Regions from separate parts of the Homo sapiens genome. Here region 2 is linked to region 1. The links are chromatin loops, found by intact Hi-C in ENCODE. Cell type or tissue: IMR-90. All regions are shown on one strand. Each heading gives the region's core, and the rest is flanking DNA. Links, peaks and the distances in the headings are about the cores only.

Region 1 (9,031 bases), core at 1-8,000:
TGCCCATCTGACCAGCCTCGCTCCAGCCCCTCGGCCTCTCTGTCTGGCCGATTCTTCCAGGAGACCCTCTGCGACCCTCTCACCAGCCCTCCGCCCAGCCGCAGCTCAGCATCGCCATAATTTAGTGTCTGTGTATGGGGTAGCTACAGTCTGTGGGGCCCAGGGTAAAATGAAAAGCAGGACCCCTCGTGCCTCATGTATTGCAAATTTCAAGATGGCAACCACATAGCATGAAGCCTGTGCAGGGCCCTTCTAAGCCTGGGGCCCTGTGCGCCTGCAGGGGTCACACATCTGTGCAGCTGGCCCCATCTATATCTCCCCAATCCAGACACTGGCTCCCCAGGACAGAGTTTGCCAGGATAGCCAGCCTGGACGCACTGGCTATGGCCCTGCTGGGCTAGTGGAAATCTAGGCCAGCTTCCTGGAGGAAGAAACCTCAGCCTCAGAGGAGGCAGCTGCTCTGTGCTCCCCTGCACAGCTGCCTGAACCTCCCTTTCTTATATGATTTCTTATCTGGAGCTCAGCTGTGTGACCCTGGTCAAGTTACTTAACCTCTCTGTGGGCTGGTTTCTTGATCTGCAGGGATTGGGCCTACTCCCCAGAGATGTGCCCTCCTTCAAGGGGAGGTAAGCTTTAAGCACGGACGTGTTAGAGCAGCATCTGCAAATAGCACTTGCTCGATAGCTTTCGTCCTGATTCCTCTGCGATTTCCTGCTGGACTCTGAGCTTCATGAGGTCAGGGCCCGGGTTCATCTTGCTCTCACGGATTCCTGGCTGCCCTGATTAACATGGCCAGATAATCCACATGACCAGAACAGCTGTGGGCTGTGTTAGAAGTTACTAGAAGTTACTTGTGGCCGGCCTGGGGAGGTGACGTCCCCCAGAGAACATGCTTCGGGTCACTGAGATGGCTGCAAAGTGTATGGACCAGGACGTTCCTGTTGGAAGATTCTTTTGAGGTTTGCTGCGCTCTTCAGCCATCAGAGAAGTCTTCCCAGAGCCAGGCAGGGGGGCTCCCTGGGAGTTTGGGGGCATCACTGAAGCCCCCTCAGCTGCCAGGTGCAGTAAATAAGCCAGGGAAACATTGGTGGGTGAGTCTTTAAGGGTGCCCGGGCTCCATGATGGCAGAGGCAGAGGAGCTGCTCCCGGCTGCCGTGCTTGGGGTCCGAGTCTGACTGGGAGAATTCCAGAGCCCTAGAGACACCTGGCCCAGCCTGGTGAGTCCAATCCCTGCTTCTGGCCTAGACACCATCCAGCATCCAAAGCTGGCTCCGATGGGTCGAAACAGCAGTGAGCATCCCCCTTCTTGGTGCTGTTCATAGGGGAATGTTGAGGCTTGTGGGGCTGCCCGGAGGTGGTGTCACATGTCCCCATGGAAGGGTTTCACTGCCTCCAACAGGAAGGGGCAGACCATCTGTCACTTAGGGTGTATTTGGGAGGGAAGACAGAAGGACCCAGAGAGGCAGAAATGATGGGAAAGGGTGAGGGTGGGCAGGTGGTGGGGGTGGGGTCGAACAAATGGCCCCGATAAAGGCAGAGCAGCTGGAATGAGTGCTGGGCAGCCCCACACGGCTGGGAGCCAGGGTGTGTGGTGTGTGGTGTGGTGTGTGTGTGTGTGTGTGTGTGTGTGTGTGTGTGTGTGTCTATCTTGGCTAGGCGAACACCAGCCCTTCCCTCTGCCTGCTCAACAGCCCTCCCATGTCTGTTTCCTCCCCTGGTCCATGCTGAGAATTGCATCACCAGCCTTCCTGTGGGACCGGAAAGGCAGTAGCAGTCACTTGCCTTTCCCTGTGTGCCTCTGTGTTCTGACCACGCCCCCACCTGGCTGCCGTCAGAAAGCCCAGGTGTCCACCCCATGCCCTGCACAGAGGATTGAGGCCCTACTCTCTGCTCCCAAGGCCTCCCATCCCAGCACTTGTCACTGCATCCTGGAACTGCTCAATTTGAGCAATGCTCCCCATGACTCTAGGCTCCAGGGGCGGGGCTGCCCAGGCAGTTACCCACTCAGGGCCCAGCACGGGTGTGGTACTTGGCTGAGTCTCTTTGGGCTGCTTAACAGATGACCAGAGCCTAGGCAGCTCCGAAGCAATAGAGTGTATTCCTCCCAGGCTGCAGGCTGGCAGTCCGAGATCAGGGTGCTGGCATGGTCAGGTTCCCGTGAGGGCCCTCCTCCGGGTTGCACACTGCTGGCCTCTTGCGGTATCCGCACAAGGAGGAAGGGGCAAGGCCTTTCTGGGACCTCTTTTTCTTTTATTTTATTTCTTTTTTTTTTTTTTTTAGACAAAATCTTGCTCTGTTGCCCAGGCTGGAGTGCAGTGGCATGATCTCGGCTCACTGCAACCTCCGCATCTTGGGTTCAAGTTATTCTCCTGCTTCAGCCTCCCCAGTAGCTAGGATTGCAGGTGCCCACCACCATGCCCAGCTAATTTTTGTATTTTTAGTAGAGATGGGTTTCGCCATGTTGGCCAGGCTGGTCTCAAACTCCTGACCTCAGGTGATCCACCCACCTCGGCCTCCCAAAGTGCTGGGATTACGGGCGTGAGTCACAGCGCCCGGCCTCGGGCCTCTTTTATAAGGGCAGGAATCCCACTTGTGAGGGCTCCACCCTCATGACCTGATCACCCCTCAACGGCCCCACCTCCTCAAACCATCACATCAGACCTGGGGTTCCAGCATATGAATTTTGGGGGGACACGTTCAGTCCATAACAGAGCTGAATGAGCCGCCTGCAGAATGGCAATCGGCCCGTGGGGCAGCTGCCATCCCTGGAGCCCCACTTGGGGCTGGCTTCCCTTGGCCCTGCATCTACAGGGCTCCCTAGCTCCTGGCTCCCTCCTCTCCCTCCCACCAGGCTCCTGCCTGGAGCCAGCGCCCTCTTCCCCACTCCAGTCGTGGGTCCTGCCCACCAGCCTTGAGGCTTCCAGCTCCTTCCGGACCCTGTGCACCTGCCCAGTTCCACCCTCTCCAAATAAACGCCTCTCCTTCCTTGACCTTGCCCTGATCCTCCCTGCTCCGAGGTGCCCCATGTGCGGCAGGAAGAAGCAGCCTCCACAGGACTGCGCTCAGCGGGAGACGGGGCTTCCCCGTGAAGAGGTGCTGAGTGCGAATGCCCACTCCAACACCTGGTCACTGTGTGATCTTGAGAAAGAGTTGAGCCTCTCTGGGCCCTGGCTTCCCCAACAACCAAAGGCTGTACAGAGAGCGGCTTAGGAGAGAGCTCCTGTGTGCGCCGCCGAGGGCTCTGCTGGCTCAGGACATCTGTAGGACCAGTTCCAGCTCCAGTGGGCACCGCCAGCACGCCCAGGTGAGACCGCCTGAGCCCTCAGGGTTTCAGTGTCCTTATCAGCAAACGGGCTAAGGAGCCAGCTTGCAGGGGTGCAGAGGCGTGGGGAGGTGGGGACACCTAGAAAGGGGCAGTGACCTCCTGCCTCTCCCAGCTCTGCCTTCTGCCTTGGGTCAGAGTCATTCCTCCCCCTCCCCCCAACTAGACCGGGCTGCCACTCTCCCCTGCCCTGGCTGGGCACAGGACTGTCCATGACCAATGGCAGGCGTGGGGTTGGAGGGTGCGCCTGCCTTGATCCCAGCTGCTCAGATGGGTCTGAGTTGGGGGGAGCAGAGCTTTCCTGGCCTCCCTGACATGCTGCTTCCTGAAGCCCAGGAGGGGCAGCCCCCCCACCCCAAACCCCACCCCACCCCCGCCAGCCCTGAGTGGAAATGCCCCACGGAAAAGGGCCCTGTTGGGGCCCCTGGGGAGGCCCCCAATCTGGGGTCTCTGCCAAAGAGGGTGAGAGATAGGCCCCCGGAGGGCCCCCGGGGAAGAGCTGGGGTTGGGTCCATCCCCTGAATGCCTCGCTCCCTCTTCCTCATCCCCTGTTCATGGTGGGGGACATGCTGGTGGACAGACAAGTGGCTACAGAGGGCCAGGGGGAGGCGTCTGGGCCTCCAGGGCAGCAGATGACCCCGAATGTGGGGGCTGCGGCCCTGGGAGACCCCGTGAGAGGCCGTGTATGTGTGAGGTCGGCCTGTGTTCACCGGCTGTTTGTAGGGCAGGAGTCCGGGTATGTGTGTGGTGTGTGTGTCTGAAGGGGGTGTCTGTGGGGCGTTGTTTTGTCTGTGTACCGTGTGGGTGTGGCCCTGTGGTGTGCCTGTGTGTGTCTCGGGGTGCGTATCTCGGTGGTGGGTGTGAGTGCCGAAAGCGGCGGGACTGAGGCTTCCGTCCTCCATCTGTGGTCTGCGGGGAGGGAGTGGACAGCGCAGGGAGCGGACAGGAGCGCTGCGGGATCCCGGGGCCTTGCGGGCCGAGCCACAGGGGAGGGGGGAGGAGGGGGGGAGGAGGGAGGGGGAGGGGAAAGGGGGAGGGAGAGGGGAAAGGGGGGAAGGGGAGGGGTAAGCGGTAGGCGGGGGCCAGGTCTCCCTGCAGGCCCCGCCCCCCCCCCACCGGCGTGGTGCCCCCGGCGCGAGCAAGGGCGTGGAGTCCGGGGTCGCGGGGGCGCCGAGACCCGCCCCGGGGGCTCCACGCGGACTCCGGCTTCAGTGCTCGGCGCTGCCGCACGGCTGCAAGCCTAGCAATTTTGGGCTGAACAACAAAAGCGAGAGAGAGGGAAGTTGGGGGGCGGGGGCGGCGCGTTTCCCCCCACCCGCCAGGGCCGGTCGTGGGCTCGGAGCAGGTGCCAGGAGGTCGCGCGGCCGGAGCGGGGCTGTGCGGAGCCAGCAGCGCGGAGGCGGAGGCGGGCGGGCGCGAGCGCCGCGCGAGGGGAAAAGTTTCCGACCCTGGAGCGAGAGGCTGAGAAGTTTCGGCCGCGCCAGGCGGCGCCAAAGCCAGGCCAACACTGCCCCCGCGTGGGCGCGCCGCGGTGCTGCAGCCGGCGCAGGGGCCGGGGCCCGCCGCGACCCTTGGGGTAAACTGAGGCTCAGAGAGGGCGACGTGGGCTGCGCAAGGCCACCTGGAGGAGGGGCCGTAGAATCAGGCCTGCTGAGACGGGGGACGGGGCGTGAATGTCCAGAAAGGGAGACAGAAGGGAGGGGACGTCCCAGGGACTGAATCCCACTCCTCGTCCTAGATGTGTCTCCACCCCCTTCCTTCCAGTTACCTCCAGAGTCCAGCAATCAGGTACCCGGTGGAGGGGCGGTGGCAGTGCTGTCTTCTTCCCATCCCTGCAGAGTTTGTCTAAACTAACCCTAGCTCTATTGCCCTTCTTCTGGAGTTAGGGCGCCTCTCCCAAAAGGCGTCCCCCATCCACAACCCATCCCGGCCCTAAGGACCCCCACCAGCCACCGCCCAGGCCAGTCCCACCGTTTGCAGCCCATTCCTTTGCCATTAAACAAGGCGCCAGGGTGTGGATTCCCTGCTGTTTCCTCAGCGGCCAGGAGGTGGCGAGAAAGACCCGGATCCTGGGCAATGGCGCGGGTCTGGGGGCCACTGACAGCTTCAGGGAAAGAGGCGGCGGCTCAAACTTTCTCCAGGGGGCTGGAACGCAGGTGTGGCAGGGGCAAACCTGGTGGGCAGGGTCTGCCACCTTGTCTTTCGCCACCTCCTGATGCAGATTTGAACATCCACCCCCTCATCCCCAGACTAGGAGAGAAACCGTGGGCCCCAGCCCGTCCCACACAGGTGCTTTGCCTTCTGGGACCAGAGGGTGCCAACCCTTCCGGGGAAACGCATGAGACCAACACAGGGCTCTCTTCCCTCGGCTGGAGTCTGGACGCCCTCACTCCATTGTGGATGTCAGATGGAGGCTTGGTGGGGGAGGACAGAGGCTTGGGGTGGGGGTTCTCCACCCCTAGGCTGAGTTTCCAGCAGGTGCCTGCTTCAGGTGTGGGCTGATCTAGGTCAACAGAGGCTTGGTCCCAAGTTTTTTGGGTTTCGTTGTTGTTGTTGTTTGTTTGCTTGTTTTTTGAGACAAGGTCTTACTCTCTCGCCCAGGCTGGAGTGCAGTGGCGGGATCACAGCTCACTGCAGCCTCAACCACCTGGGCTCAAGCAATCTGCCCGCCTCAGCCTCCCAAGTACCTGGGGCTAGAGGCGTGGAGCACCACGCCCAGCTATTTTTTTTTCTTTTTTTAAGAGACAGGGTCTATGTTGCTCAGGCTGGTCTCAAACTCCTGGGCTCAAGCCATCCTCCCACCTCAGCCTTCCAAAGTTCTGGGATTACAGGCATGGACCATTGTGCCCAGCATGTTCCCAGGTTTCAGGTATGTGGCAGGGTCTCCCACCTTCCAGAAGAGGGGTTCACTACAAGTCCTGAACCCCAGGGATGCCCTGTCCCCACCCCTCAGCCTCATCCTGGCTGTGTCTCCATCCCCTTCCTTCCAGGAACCCCCAGAGACCAGCAACCAGGTACCCAGAAAGGCTTGTGGTGTGACACCTACTGGCAGGTCCCAGCCACCTGGGATGTGCCTTTATTTGTGGGGCAAGGAAGGACGCTCCTCATTGCCTGGCCCATGTGTGCCCCTGGCCTTGGGTTCGCGAGTGTTCACCTCTTATCTGGCTGCAGTGTTGCGGAGGCCAGGAGGAGATGGTACCCCTTAGGGCAGCCTTGCTTCAGGACCGACTGCAGCACCCGGTTGGGCAGGAGGGACTCCTAGAGTGAGACAGAGGACCAGCTGGCTGCTACCAGGACCTCGGGGCAGGGGACTGGGCTCCCAGTGGGATTCTGTGCTGAAGCCCTGTTGGGCAGGTAGTGCTGTCAGCCCCATTTTAAAAGATGAGGAAACAAATGCAAGGTCAAGCACGGTGGCTCTCGCCTGTAATCCCAGCAGTTTGGGAGGCCAAGGCGGACAGATCACCTGAGGTCAGGAGTTCAAGACCAGCCTGGCCAGCATAGTGAAACCCTGTCTCTACCGAAAATACAAAAATTAGCTGGGTGTGGTGGTGGGTGTCCCCATTGCAGAGGTTGCAGTGAGCCAAGATTGCACCACTGCACTCCAGCCTGGGCGACAGAGCAACACTCTGTCTCAAAAAAGCAAAGAGAGGAGAGGGGAGGGGAGGGGAGATGCAGAAAGGAACTGTGATCGGAACCCAGGCACCTGGCTTAGAGCCACCCCTTGACAGCTGCCCTTTGAGGGAGATGCAGGAACACAGGGCGTGGCCACTGCAAGCCCCCACGGTGACTTGGCTCTCAGGGAGGGTCCACTCCCAGCCCCAGCCACTCCACCAAACAGGGCTGCTCCCGGAGCCAGCTGCCAGCAGGGGCTCACCAGCTTCTAGGTCCAGGAGCAAGACCATTTGCCCACCTGCTCCAGGTTTCTGTGCGGGTCCAAGAAGGCTCGGAGGCTGCTTCGCGGCCTCTGAGCAGCGGCCTTCTTCCATGAACAGAAGGGCAGGCTGCTGTTCATGGAGGTGTCCTCAGAAAGGTAGCCCTGTGTCTTCTGGGTGGACCTGGGGGAGACAGGACCCCATGAGCTTCCTGGACTCTGAGTCCCCGGCCCACCCATGGCTGGCAGGGCCCTTGAGGACCCACACTGGCAACCCGCCTGCTGCTGGGTGGGGAGGTCTGTAGGCAAGGGGGGTGGAGGGCCCTGGCAATGTCCACGAGTCCCATCCGCTTCCCTGGAGCCTCACAGGCCAGCGCAGTCCCAACACGAGGAGCTGGCCAGGGTCTCCTCCTTGGCCCCAGGGTACAGGGCTTTGGGCAAACTCTCCAGCCGTTTTCCGACACTCCCAAACACCCGCTCGGACGCCACTGGCAGGGCGGCCTTCTGGTTCACAATGACGCTCTGTTGGACTGCAGGAAAGAGGGCAGGGTGAGATCTCTGCCCAGGAGGAGGGCACTGGTGCCCCCACCCTCTTTTCCTCCCTCTGGCAGGCAGGGCCGGTCAGAGCCCTGTCTCCATGGCAACCCCAGGCTCCCCAGCGCCTTCTGGCTGCCTCCAGAGAAGCCTTGGGTTTTAAAACCACCTTGCGTGACCATTTCTGTTATACCCAAGCTGTGCCCCTGCGCACCCCCACTCACGCTGCAGCCGGAAGCGTGCCCCCTTTCTCGCAGTGGGGAGACCACTTACCCCATCATAGAAATCCCAGAAACCATGCTGAGAGCGTTGAGGGCTTCAGGGAGGGCTGTCTCAGGGATGGGGGCTCTTCCTGTCCAACAGCAGCCATGCGAGGTGGTCCAAGGACCCTGAGTTCCCCAATGGCTGCCCCAGGATGGAAAGGGCTGGGAAGCAGCAGGCTGGCCCCCACGTCTCCTGGGCACCCTGCTGCCCGGGACACCATGATAGCTCCTTATGGCCAGTGGCTGACACGGAATCATCTCCTGTATGCACCAACTGCCATTCACATGAAATTGTTTCTCTTGGGCTTGTCCTGGCCTTGGATTCCCAAGAGGGGCCCGGGGTCACTCTGGCTTCTATATGTGGCTCTGCGTCACCCACACAAGCCCATCCTGCTTCTGGGGCCTTGGTTTCCCCACCAAACAAACAGAAGTTGGGCAAAAATCACAGCTTCTAACTCCAGCTTCCTGTCACGCTAAGGAGGCTGCGTCAGATCCCTCCCAAATCAGCGAAGGTCCTAGGTTTGCAGGGCATCGCCCACAGCTAGACCTTGAGGCAGACATTTCCTGAAACTGCACATAGTGGGTGCTCAATAAACAGCTAGAGGACATTGACTGTTGGGGACCCTGGGGGCTGCTGGATCCTGAGAAGAGGCTGGGCACACAGAAAAAGGTGGAGCTTAGTCAAGGTTATACCAGAGTAAGAACAGGGACTTCTCGCCTGCTTCTCGAGACACACTTCAGAAAATTCACTGGGAATGGCCAGGCGCGGTGGCTCATGCCTGTAATCCCAGCACTTTGGGAGGCAGAGGCAGGTGGATCCCTGAGGTCAGGAGTTCGAGACCACCCTGGTCAACATGGAGAAACCCCGTCTCTACTAAAAATACAAAATTAGCCAGGGGCGGTGGCGCATGCCTGTAATCCCAGGTACTCAGGAGGCTGAGGCAGGAGAATGGCATGAACCCGGGAGGTGGAGCTTGCAGCGAGCCGAGATCGCGCCACTGCACTCCAGCCTGGGCGACAGAGTGAGACTCCGTATCAGAA
Region 2 (9,876 bases), core at 1,877-9,876, 150 kb before region 1:
GTGGTGGGTGGTGGGTGGTGGAGGTGGTGGAGGTGGTGGGTGGAGGTGGTGGAGGTGGTGGAGGTGGTGGGTGGTGGAGGTGGTGGGTGGTGGGTGGTGGAGGTGGTGGGTGGTGGAGGTGGTGGGTGGTGGAGATGGTGGGTGGAGGTGGTGGAGGTGGTGGTGGGTGGTGGAGGTGGTGGGTGAAGGTGGTGGGTGGTGGAGGTGGTGGATGGTGGGGGTGGTGGGTGGTGGAGGTGGTGGGTGGTGGAGGTGGTGGATGGTGGGGGTGGTGGGTGGTGGAGGTGGTGGAGGTGGTGGGTGGTGGAGGTGGTGGGTGGTGGAGGTGGTGGAGGTGGAGGTGGTGGAGGTGGAGGTGGTGGAGACGGTGGGTGGAGGTGGTGGGTGGAGGAGGTGGTGGGTGGTGGAGGTGGGTGGAGGAGGTGGTGTGTGGCAGTGGTGGGTGGTGGAGGCGGTGGGTGGCGGAGGTGGAGGTGGTGGATGGCAGTGGTGGGTGGAGGTGGTGGGTGGCAGAGGTGGCAGTGGTGGGTGGTGGAGGTAGTGGGTGGCAGGGTGGATGAATGGAAAGGAGACAAGGTTGGCTCAGGCAGGCTGAGGTTTGCCCTATCTCTCCATCCCCCCACCATGGATTGGCAGAATGAGTAGGAATCTTTCTCTCCTGACTCCTCCTCAGACCCCTCAGCTTCCTCAGGGCACACCCTACACTGGATGGGACCCACTGGGCACTGCAGCCGGAGATGTAACTGGCACCAGGAACCTCCCTCCATCTTATCCGTGTCCCACAACTCTTCACCCGTGGGTGTCTTTTTGCCGACTGGTCTGATTACTGGCGAGAACCTGGTGTTTGGGGATGAAAGAAGTTCAGGTCTCCTCTACACATCCATTTTCTTCCTTCGTCCTTTCTCACCTTCTGCCTCCTCCTCCTCCTCCCATGTCTTTCCAGCAAAGCACAGGATACCCAGATGGCTTGGGCCAGGTTGAAGGCACAGCCATAGCCAGCAACCAGCCACCCGAGCCCTGCTGCCTTCGGCCCCAGCTGGCCCAGCCAGCGCGGGTCCCTGCTGCCTGGTGCCCACCCCACCCACCCGGCAGCTCCGATTTTCAGCTTGGGTTTGATCGGCTGCCAGGATCTCCCAAATGTCAGCTGCAACGTTAGCATCTTTAAGAGAGCGCCCGAGGCGATCTTTAAGCTGGGAGGCTGGGGCCCCATGCTGATGAGAGGAGTCTGCTCTGAGCTGACAGCTCTGCCTCCTGCCTCCCCAGCCTCGGTTCTGGGAGCCTGTGGCCCCCACTCCTTCAGGCTGGACGGCAGCAGGACTCTTTTTTGAGCCTGGGTGAAGCAGGGCTTTGCCAGCTGAGATCAGTCCCTACAGCAGCCCGCACCAGGGAGCCCCAAGGAGGAGGGGAGAGGCCTAACCCAGAGAGGGAGTGGATGCATATTTGTTAACTGAATGGCTGCATGAACCTCCAAAGCTGCCTTAGAGGCGAGTGCTGATGGCACTTTCTGCCCTGCCATCACCTTCAGGGGGAGATGCTCAGGGTGGGGACACAGGCAAAGGTGCCAAACTCTGGAGTCAGACCGAGGGGCCGGGGCTGGTGTCCCAGATCTAGCCTGTGGGAGCTGTGTGACCTTGGAGAAGTTGCCGGCCCTCTCTGAGCCTCAGCTTCCCCATCGGTGAAGCGTGTGTGCTAGGGGATAGAATGCCAGCTGCATAGAGTTGTTGGGGAATCCAGTGAGATGAAGAGATGGGAACACCTGCTACCTTGCAGACACATAGTAAGTACTCAAGGAAGTCAGTCCCTTCCTCTTCCCCCCTCCCTTCCCTCTCCTCCCCTGCCCTTCCTTCTCCTCCCCCAGGGCTTTCTATGCCCTGTCACTGAAGGGCTGAAGCGCTCTCACTGTTTAAAGCCTCCATGTTTTCCCTTCCAACCCTCAGAAGGACAGGAGCGATTATTCTTATTCTGTTGTCAAGGGCCACACAGCAGGTTGGAAGCAGATGTGGAGGCTGCCCAGTTCCAGACCAGCTTGTCCTGCTAGTGCCTGGTCCCAGGACTGGCTCAGGTGCCCATGGCATGCTCCCCTGTGCCCTGATAATCGATGTCCTTTTGCAGGGTGGTGAGGCTCTGAGAGTGAGCTAGTGGCTTGTTCTTTTTCCACATTTTTGAGGCCTCTATCTTGGGGCTGAAATACCCAGGTGGAGAAGTGAGTGACTCCGGAAAGGAAGGAAAGAAAAGAACCCAGAGTCTAATTCCCACCCAAGTGGAGGTGAGGCGGGAAGAAGGGGGGCTTGACCCTCTTACGTGGGAGTTGCAGCCTTGGTGGGACCTGTCAGAACTGGTGTGCTAAGCCAGGGGTGGGAGTCAGTGACTTCCACAGGGACAGTATCAGCAGTCAGCTCACAGAAGCATATGTTTCAGAACCAAAAGGTGTAGGAGCAAGGCTCAGAATAAAAATAAAATGAATGGATGGTGGGCAGTGGTAGGTGGATGGATGGAAACATGCGTGGATTGAGAATGGGTGAATGGGTGATGGTTGGCTGGATGGATGGATGATGGATGGGTGGGTGAATGGAGGGTGGATGGCTGTATGAGTGGGTGGTGAGTGGATGAGTGTGTGGAAGGGTGAGTGCATAGATAGGTGGATGGATGGGTAGATGGATGGATGGATGAGTAGATGGGTGGATGGATGGATGGACGGATGGATGGATGAGTGGAGGGATATGGGTGGGTGGTGAGTAGATGAATGTGTGGATGGGTGGGTACATAGACAGATGGTTGAATGGATGGATGGTGGATGAATGATGGATGGGTGGGTGGTGTGAGTGGATGCATGTCTGGATGGATGGGTGCATAGATAGGTGAATGGATGGGTGGATATGTGGATGGATGAGTGGATGGATGGATGGATGGATAGATGGGTGAGTGGAGGGTGGATGACTATATGGGTGGGTGGTGAGTGGATGAATGTGTGGATGGGTAGGTATATGAATGGATGGATGGATGGATGAGTAGATGGGTGGATGGATGGATGGATGGGTGAGTGGATGGATGGGTGGATGAATGGATGAGTAGATGGATGGATGGATGAGTGGGAGGGTATATGGATGGACGGATGGATGGATGGATGGATGAGTGGAGGGTGGATGACTATATGGGTGGGTGGTGAGTGGATGAATGTATGGATGAGTGGGTATATGGATGGGTGGATGGATGGATGAGTAGATGGGTGCGTGGATGGATGGATGAGTGGACGGAGGGGTGGATGAATGGATGAGTAGATGGGTGGATGGTTGGATGGATAGATGGATGGATGGATGGATGATGGATGAGTGGATGGATGTGTAGATGGGAAGATGGATTGGTGAGTGAGGTCTTGGATAGTTGGGTGGTGAGTGGATAAGTGAACGGACGGGTGGATAGAAGGGTGGGTGGATGGATGGATCAGCAGATGGATCAGCAGATGAGTGGGTGGAGGGGCAGATACATGGATGGGAGGATGGGCGGATAAATAAGTAGGCAGGTGGAGGTAGCACTGGCATACAGCAAAGAGCACACTGTTTGAGACTCAGAATTCTATTCATAGCAAAATCCGACATGGAAAACATCCACACTCCTGAATCTGGAAAAATCTGGCTGATACAAGTCGGGTTGAGACCATCTCTAAGGTCAAGGAAAAGTGGATTCTGATCCTAGTTCTCATGCTTGGTTCTGTGAGATCTGAGGCAAGTCACCACATCTCCCTAAGCCTCATTTTTTTCTATCTGAAAACGGATATAATAGCAGCATTCACCTTCCAGGATAGCCAGGACATCCTATGATAAAACGCATGTGGGTCTGGCGTGGTGGCTCATGCCTATAATCCCAATACTTTGGGAGGCCATAGCAGGAGGATCACTTGAACCCAAGAGTTTGAGACCAGCCTGGGCAACATAGGAAGACCCTATCTCTACAAAAAATTAAAAACAAAACAAAACAAAACAAAAGTCCCAGCTACTCGGGAGGCTGAGGTGGGAGGGTTGTGTAAACCTGCGAGGTTGAGGCTGCAGTGAGCCGTGATCATGCCACTGCACTCCAGCCTGGGTGACAGAGCCCGACCCTGTTTCAAAACAAAACAAAACAAAAACCACATGTGAGGCCCAGAGCAGGGCTTTGCGGGTGCTCAGGGAGGCAGAGTGGCTCTTGCTATCACCTCGATCCCTTGATCCAAACCACTCCTGCTTGTACAAACAAGTGTCACTTGTCCAAAAGCCTGGGTGCACAAAGGTTTCCCACAAAGGGAAGCTTCCAGAGAGTCAAGAACCCTGGGGAACAGGCAGGCTCACAGCCACGGCTGCTGCCTCCAGTGCGGTCGTTCTGTGGCCTGAGAGCGTCACGTGCTCCTCATCCTGGACCATCAGGGGCTGGCGCACCCATCAACAGCTGGGTGACCCTGGACCAGTGGCTTCACGCCCCTGGTCTTGGTGTCCTCACCTGTGAAACACGGGCCTGAGAGTTACCGAGGAGCTATGCAGTTTGTCTCCATATCACCATCTGGCTTGCCCCTAAGCCCCCTTTCGCCCCCTACCCCCACAGGGGCGAGGTCAGCACCCTCTGCAGCTGGAGCTTTGAATGTGGAAGCCTGGGGGAGGTTCTGGGGCTGACATGGGTGCTGAGCTGGGATGAAAGCACAGAACGCCTGGGGGGAGCCCCTCTCCCTCTCCCAGACTTTGCTCCCAACCCGTCCTGAGCTCCCCTGCTGGAGCCTCGAGGCAGGCCGAACTTTGCAGCCCTGTCTGCCCACGGTCCCTCCTGCTGTGACTCCCTGCAGCCTGCATTTCATAGTCAGTAGTGGGGGTGGGGGATCCTTGCTGTGGGCTGGAGAAGTCATGGGGCCCTCCTCACAGTGGAGCCTTAAGAGATTGCCCCTATAGCCCCTGCCCCCGGGGGACCCCGGATGCTTCGCTGATCCAAGGGGCACCCACAGAGTCCATGGAAGATTAGGCAGCCCCAGTGACGAGGTTGTTGGATCTGTGCCACTCAGACCTGAGCTCGGGAGAGGTGCCCGTGCAGAGGGGGTAGGATGGAGGTGCCCCAGGGGCAGCAACAACAGAAGGTCCCAGCTCCCTCCAGCCCTGGGCTACTTCCTCTCCTTCCCCAACGGCTGCAGACTCTGGTTAAAATGGCACCTCCGCCATCTGTCGTCCCTCCCCCACCCCGTGGGCACGGCTGTGACGGGGGGCTGGCTGGCCTCGTAAACAGGCGGCTGGCGGGTCCCCAGGGCCGGCGGGTGATAGGGCTTGTGCTGGCACCGAGGCCCAGCCAAGAGCTGGAGCCGGAGAGGCCCCAGGGCGGCCGAGCTGGGGGGGGTAGGCAGGATACCAGGTAGCAGGAAGGTTTCCGCGCCTGAGGGGGCCTGGGTGGTGCCCCAGCTACCTGGCCGCTCCGGGACCTGTGGGGCCCCTTCTCCTAAGTATGCCCACCCCATCCCCAGCATCTCCAGTCCCGGCCCTCTCACATTCGCCTCACCGCGCTTCTGCTGCGCTTAGAGAATCTTAAATCAACACTGGGGTGTGAGAAGCTCCATGGAGCCCCCTAACTCCCCCGCCACTGCAGCGTACACCATGCCGTGGGGATCCTTGCTTTACAACCAGGGAAACTGAGGCCAGAGATCAGGGAGGTGGGAAGGCTGGGCGTGGACCAGAACTTTCCTCCACCTGGTTGCCAGCTAGTGGCGGTTGTGGGGTGAGGGGCTGTCCCAGGGGCCAAGCTCGGGGCCCTGACACTGTAAACAAGCCTCCCAGCCTCAGTTTTTCCATCTGGGGAATGGTGGAATCAAGGCGGCTGCGGAGGCGGGAGGGCTGTCCTGTGAGCCAGAGAGCACTGGGGACCTGCCGTTCTCTCACAGTCCCCTCACCTCTCCACGAGGGAGGACTCGGGGGAGCATCCCGGGAGGGGCTAGGGGTGGGCGCCAGGGGTGCCTGGGAGGGAATCTGTCCGGGTCAGTTCCCTGGCTACCCCTCCCTCCCCCTACCACGGTGCTGCCGGCCGCCCCCTCCTCTCTCCCGCCTTCTGACTGCCAGCTCCTCCCCGCAAAGCCCTCAGACCCCAGCTGCAGGGATTTACAGCTTTGACCAGCAGCTCAGCCTCCCCCTGCTCCTCCTCCCTCCTCCCCCGCCTGCATCTCCCCCCTCCAGCCTCCCTCCCTCCTCCTCTCCATCTTTCCCCTCCATTCTCCTCCTCCCTCCTCCTCCCCCCTCTCTCCTCCCCTCCCTTCCTCCCTCCGCCCTCCCGCTCCCTCCCTCCCGCTCTCCGGGGGAAGAAAGGTCACCGTGCAGCTGATTACTCAGAGCTCAGTTGCTGTAGCAACCGGCGGGGGAAGTGGGACAGGCTGGCTTTGAGGACGCGCGAGGTCGGCCGCGGGCGGCTGGAGCCGGCGCGGGCCTCTGTGCGCCGCGAGAGGGAGGCCGCCTGCAGCCCGGCTGCTCGGCCGCCGCGGGCCCGGCTCCGGGGGTTCAGTTTTAATGAAGAATCCCTGCTCCCTTCTCGCGCCCCTCCCGCTTTCTGCCCACCTCCCTGGGGTCTGGAAGGAGAGGGTCGCCCCTCCCCGCTTTGGCTGCTAAACTCTCTGGCTCTCCCCCCGGCCGCTGCCTGGGTTCTGGTGGCTTCCTTCCTCCTCCTTGTCTGTCGGAGCTCAAGGGACAAGCCCTTTCCCTGGCGCGTGCCTGGTGAAACCCTCGCACCCTTCCCCACCCCCACAAGCCTTTGGCATGGCCTGGGAGACTCCGGGCATCTTCAACCCAGCCAGGGACAAGGGTCCGCGGAGGGTCTGGAGCCCCTCGTGGGCCTGGTGCCCACGGAGTGCCCACCCCTGCCCTCCAGGAGCCCCTGGGAAGGCAGCACTCTGTTCAAGGAGGAAGCCAGACCCAGCTACAAGGGAGGGACCCTCGGCTGATGCAAAGAGGCCGGAGCCCGCATCCCAGCACCGCCCCCGCCGGCTGTCTGCTGGTTCCTTCTCCAAGGCCTTCAGAGAGGATCCCTGAAGCTTGGCAGGGACAGACACAGGTTCTGGAGTGGGCTGGGCCTGAGTTCAAATCCCACACTCCAGTGGGACCCTCATCCACCGCTGATAGGAATGAGAAGTGGTTCGACTACTTTTGGAAAACATTTGGCACTTTTAAAAAAGTTGAACATACTCTTACCACGGATCTGACCATGGCACTCCGAGGCTTTTATCTCCAAGAAATGAAATCTCCACCGGCGCAGTGGCTCATGCCTGTAATCCCAGCACTTTGGGAGGCTGAGGCGGGCGGATCTCTTGAACCCAGGGGTCCAAGACCAGTCTAGGCAACATAGTGAGACCCTGTCTTTACAAAATATTTAAAGACTGGACGGGCGCGGTGGCTCATGCCTGTAATCCCAGCACTTTGGGAAGCCGAGACGGGCGGATCACGAGGTCAGGAAATCGAGACCATCCTGGCTAACACGGTGAAACCCCGTCTCTACTAAAAATACAAAAAATTAGCTGGGCATGGTGGTGGGTGCCTGTAGTCCCAGCTACTCTGGAGGCTGAGGCAGGAGAATGGCCTGAACCCGGGAGGTGGAGCTTGCAGTGAACAGAGATCATGCCACCGCACTCCAACCTGGGCGACAGAGCGAGAGTCTAAAAAAAAAAAACATATATGTATATATATATGCCGGGTGTGGTGGCTCACGGCTGTAACCTCAGCACTTTGGGAAGCCAAGGCAGGTGAATCACCTGAGGTCAGGAGTTCAAGACCAGCCTGGCCAACACGGTGAAACCCCATCTCTACAAAAAATACAAAAATTAGCCAGGCATGGTGGTGCATGCCTGTAATCCCAGCTACTTGGGAGGCAGAGACAGGAGAATCGCTTGAATCTGGGAGGCGGAGGTTGCAGTGAACCGAGATCATGCCACTGCACTCCAGCCTGGGCAGCAAGGGCGAAACTCCGTCTCAATTAAAAAAAAAAAAAAAAAGAATTAGCCAGGCATGGTGGTGCACACCTGTAGTCCCAGCTACTCAGGAGGCCGAGGTGAGAGGATCGCTTGAGCCAGGGAGGTTGAGGCCGCAGTGAGCCAAAATTACGCCACTGTACTCCAGCCTGGGCGACAGAGCGAGACCATGTCTCAAAAAAAAAAAAGAAAGAAAAGAAAAGAAAAGAAAAGAAAGAAAAAGAAAACAATGAAACTCACCTCCACACAGAGCCTTGCACATGAGTGTTCACAGCAGCTTTATTTGTAAAAGGCGGAAACTGGAGACAGCACAGTGTTGCTCCGTCCCGCAGGCAAAGGGAGCAACAGGTTGTGGCACATCCGTCCCATGGAAGGCGACTCACCAACAGGAACGACCGTGCACACAGCACCACAGCACCATGACCAGGAGAGGAGCCGGAACAACCGTGCACACAGCACCACAGCACCATGACTGGGAGAGGAGCCGGCAGCCACCAGCAAGGCATGGGGGATTGTGTCGGTGTGAAGTCCCGGAAGATGCGTGCGAGTCGGTAATGACAGAAAGCAGCTCTGTGGTTGCCTGGGGATGCTGGGGTCCAGGAAGGACTACAAATTGGCAATGGGAAACTTTTTCTTTCTTTTCTTTTCTTTTTTTTTTTTTTTAAGACAGGGTCTCACTGTCGCCCATGCTGGAGTGCAGTAGCGCAGTCATAGCTCACTGTGACACCTTCATCTCCTGGCTTCAGGTCTCAGCCTCCCAAGTAGCTGGGATCATAGACACATGCCACCATGCTTGGCTAATTTTTGTATGTATGTATGTATGTATGTATTTATTTATTTATTGTAGAGACAGGGTCTCTCTGTGTTGCCCAGGCTGGTCTCAAACTCCTGGTCTCAGATGATCCTCCTACCTTGGCCTCCCAAAGCACTGAGATTACAGGTGTGAGCCACTGTGCCCAGCCAGCATGAGGAAACTTTTGTTGGGACAGGAGGCAGTGGGGTGGGGTGGGGGTGGGTGTGTTCACCGTCTTGATGGTAGTGATGGTTTTAGGGGTGTGCTGCACCTGTGCCAAAGCTCATCAAGCTGTGCGATTTAAATATGTGCAGGTATCCAGTGTCCATTATGCCTCAATACATTGAAAAAGCAAATTCCTGCTCTACCATGTTGATGTTGGGTGGGTCACCTCATTTCTCACTCATGACAATGGAAGAAGGATGGTACCAGCCTCCTGGGTTGGTTCTGAGAATTCAGTTACACAGTGTTGGTAAATTGTTCGGCTCCATCCTGGGCAAATCATGGGTGCCTGATCCAGGGCAGATAACAGGACTGTAGGACTGCAGGACTGCAAGACAAAGCTGCTTCAGCTCGACCTCCACCACTCCTTCATGGCCTCCCATCAGAAGGGGAGCCCCTGCTCCGTGCCAGGCCTGGCCACTCCCTGGGTTAATAAGGGGGGAACAAGCCCTAACTCCATCCTCGTGGGCTGGCTGGGGTGACAGAGACAAACAGTGACAATTACAACCTAGGGAAGAGCGTTCCAGGCACGTGCAAAGGGCCTGTGCTGGTGGGACTACGGCACATTCCCGAATCCACAGGAAGGGCCTTTGTGGCTGAAGTGGGGGCAGCATGCAGGGCACAGACTGGCCCTGCAGCTTCTTGTGGGACCTGCTCAGGGGTGAGCACGGGGCCTTGTGAGGGTGCCAAGCCCCTGAATGCGGCTTGGAGGAGGCTGTGGCGTTGGCTCTGTGTTGGTGGAAATTCCAGCTTCCCTCTTCACTGCCATTTACTTCCTGTAAGCCTCAGATTCCCTGTCTGGTGAATGGGGGTAAGGACCCCCAATGAGATCTGACACAGAGCTCGGTGTTTGGAGGTCTGGGTTATGTCCACCTCCCTTGCGTCTGTCACACTGTGTTATAGTTTTCAG

Evidence for each region. A loop is a pair of places that touch in the nucleus more often than their neighbours do. Peaks named below come from ENCODE experiments on the same cell type or tissue, not always from the same donor. Only the 100,000 strongest peaks of a DNase experiment are listed, where the experiment ranks them.
Region 2: it touches region 1 in a loop (11-fold over the local background); 6 of 110 quality-filtered maps call a loop at or near these places.

What each region holds. Positions count from the first base shown.
Region 1 is chr9:129,605,875-129,614,905 of GRCh38, forward strand. It overlaps C9orf50 (chromosome 9 open reading frame 50), which reads right to left. Exons shown (of 7, transcript NM_199350.4): 5 at 7,561-7,723; 6 at 7,233-7,377; 7 at 6,351-6,580. The coding sequence ends at 6,473. It also overlaps a transcript of NTMT1 not described here. Among named protein-coding and RNA genes, the nearest start is that of C9orf50, 11 kb to the right of the region's middle. RefSeq lists enhancers at 1,008-1,645, 5,188-5,689, 5,277-5,366, 5,690-6,189 and silencers at 4,804-4,853, 4,884-4,933. In IMR-90, for the core only: CTCF peaks have their summits at 4,834 (motif pointing left) and 5,371 (motif pointing right); a DNase peak (open chromatin) is centred at 1,727; H3K4me3 peaks cover 886 bases; H3K27ac peaks cover 2,038 bases.
Region 2 is chr9:129,454,174-129,464,049 of GRCh38, forward strand. No RefSeq gene overlaps it. Among named protein-coding and RNA genes, the nearest start is that of LINC00963, 30 kb to the right of the region's middle. RefSeq lists enhancers at 4,513-4,562, 4,939-5,460, 5,461-5,981, 6,113-6,736 and a silencer at 6,376-6,665. In IMR-90, for the core only: a CTCF peak has its summit at 6,424 (motif pointing right); a DNase peak (open chromatin) is centred at 6,318; H3K4me3 peaks cover 409 bases; H3K27ac peaks cover 1,447 bases.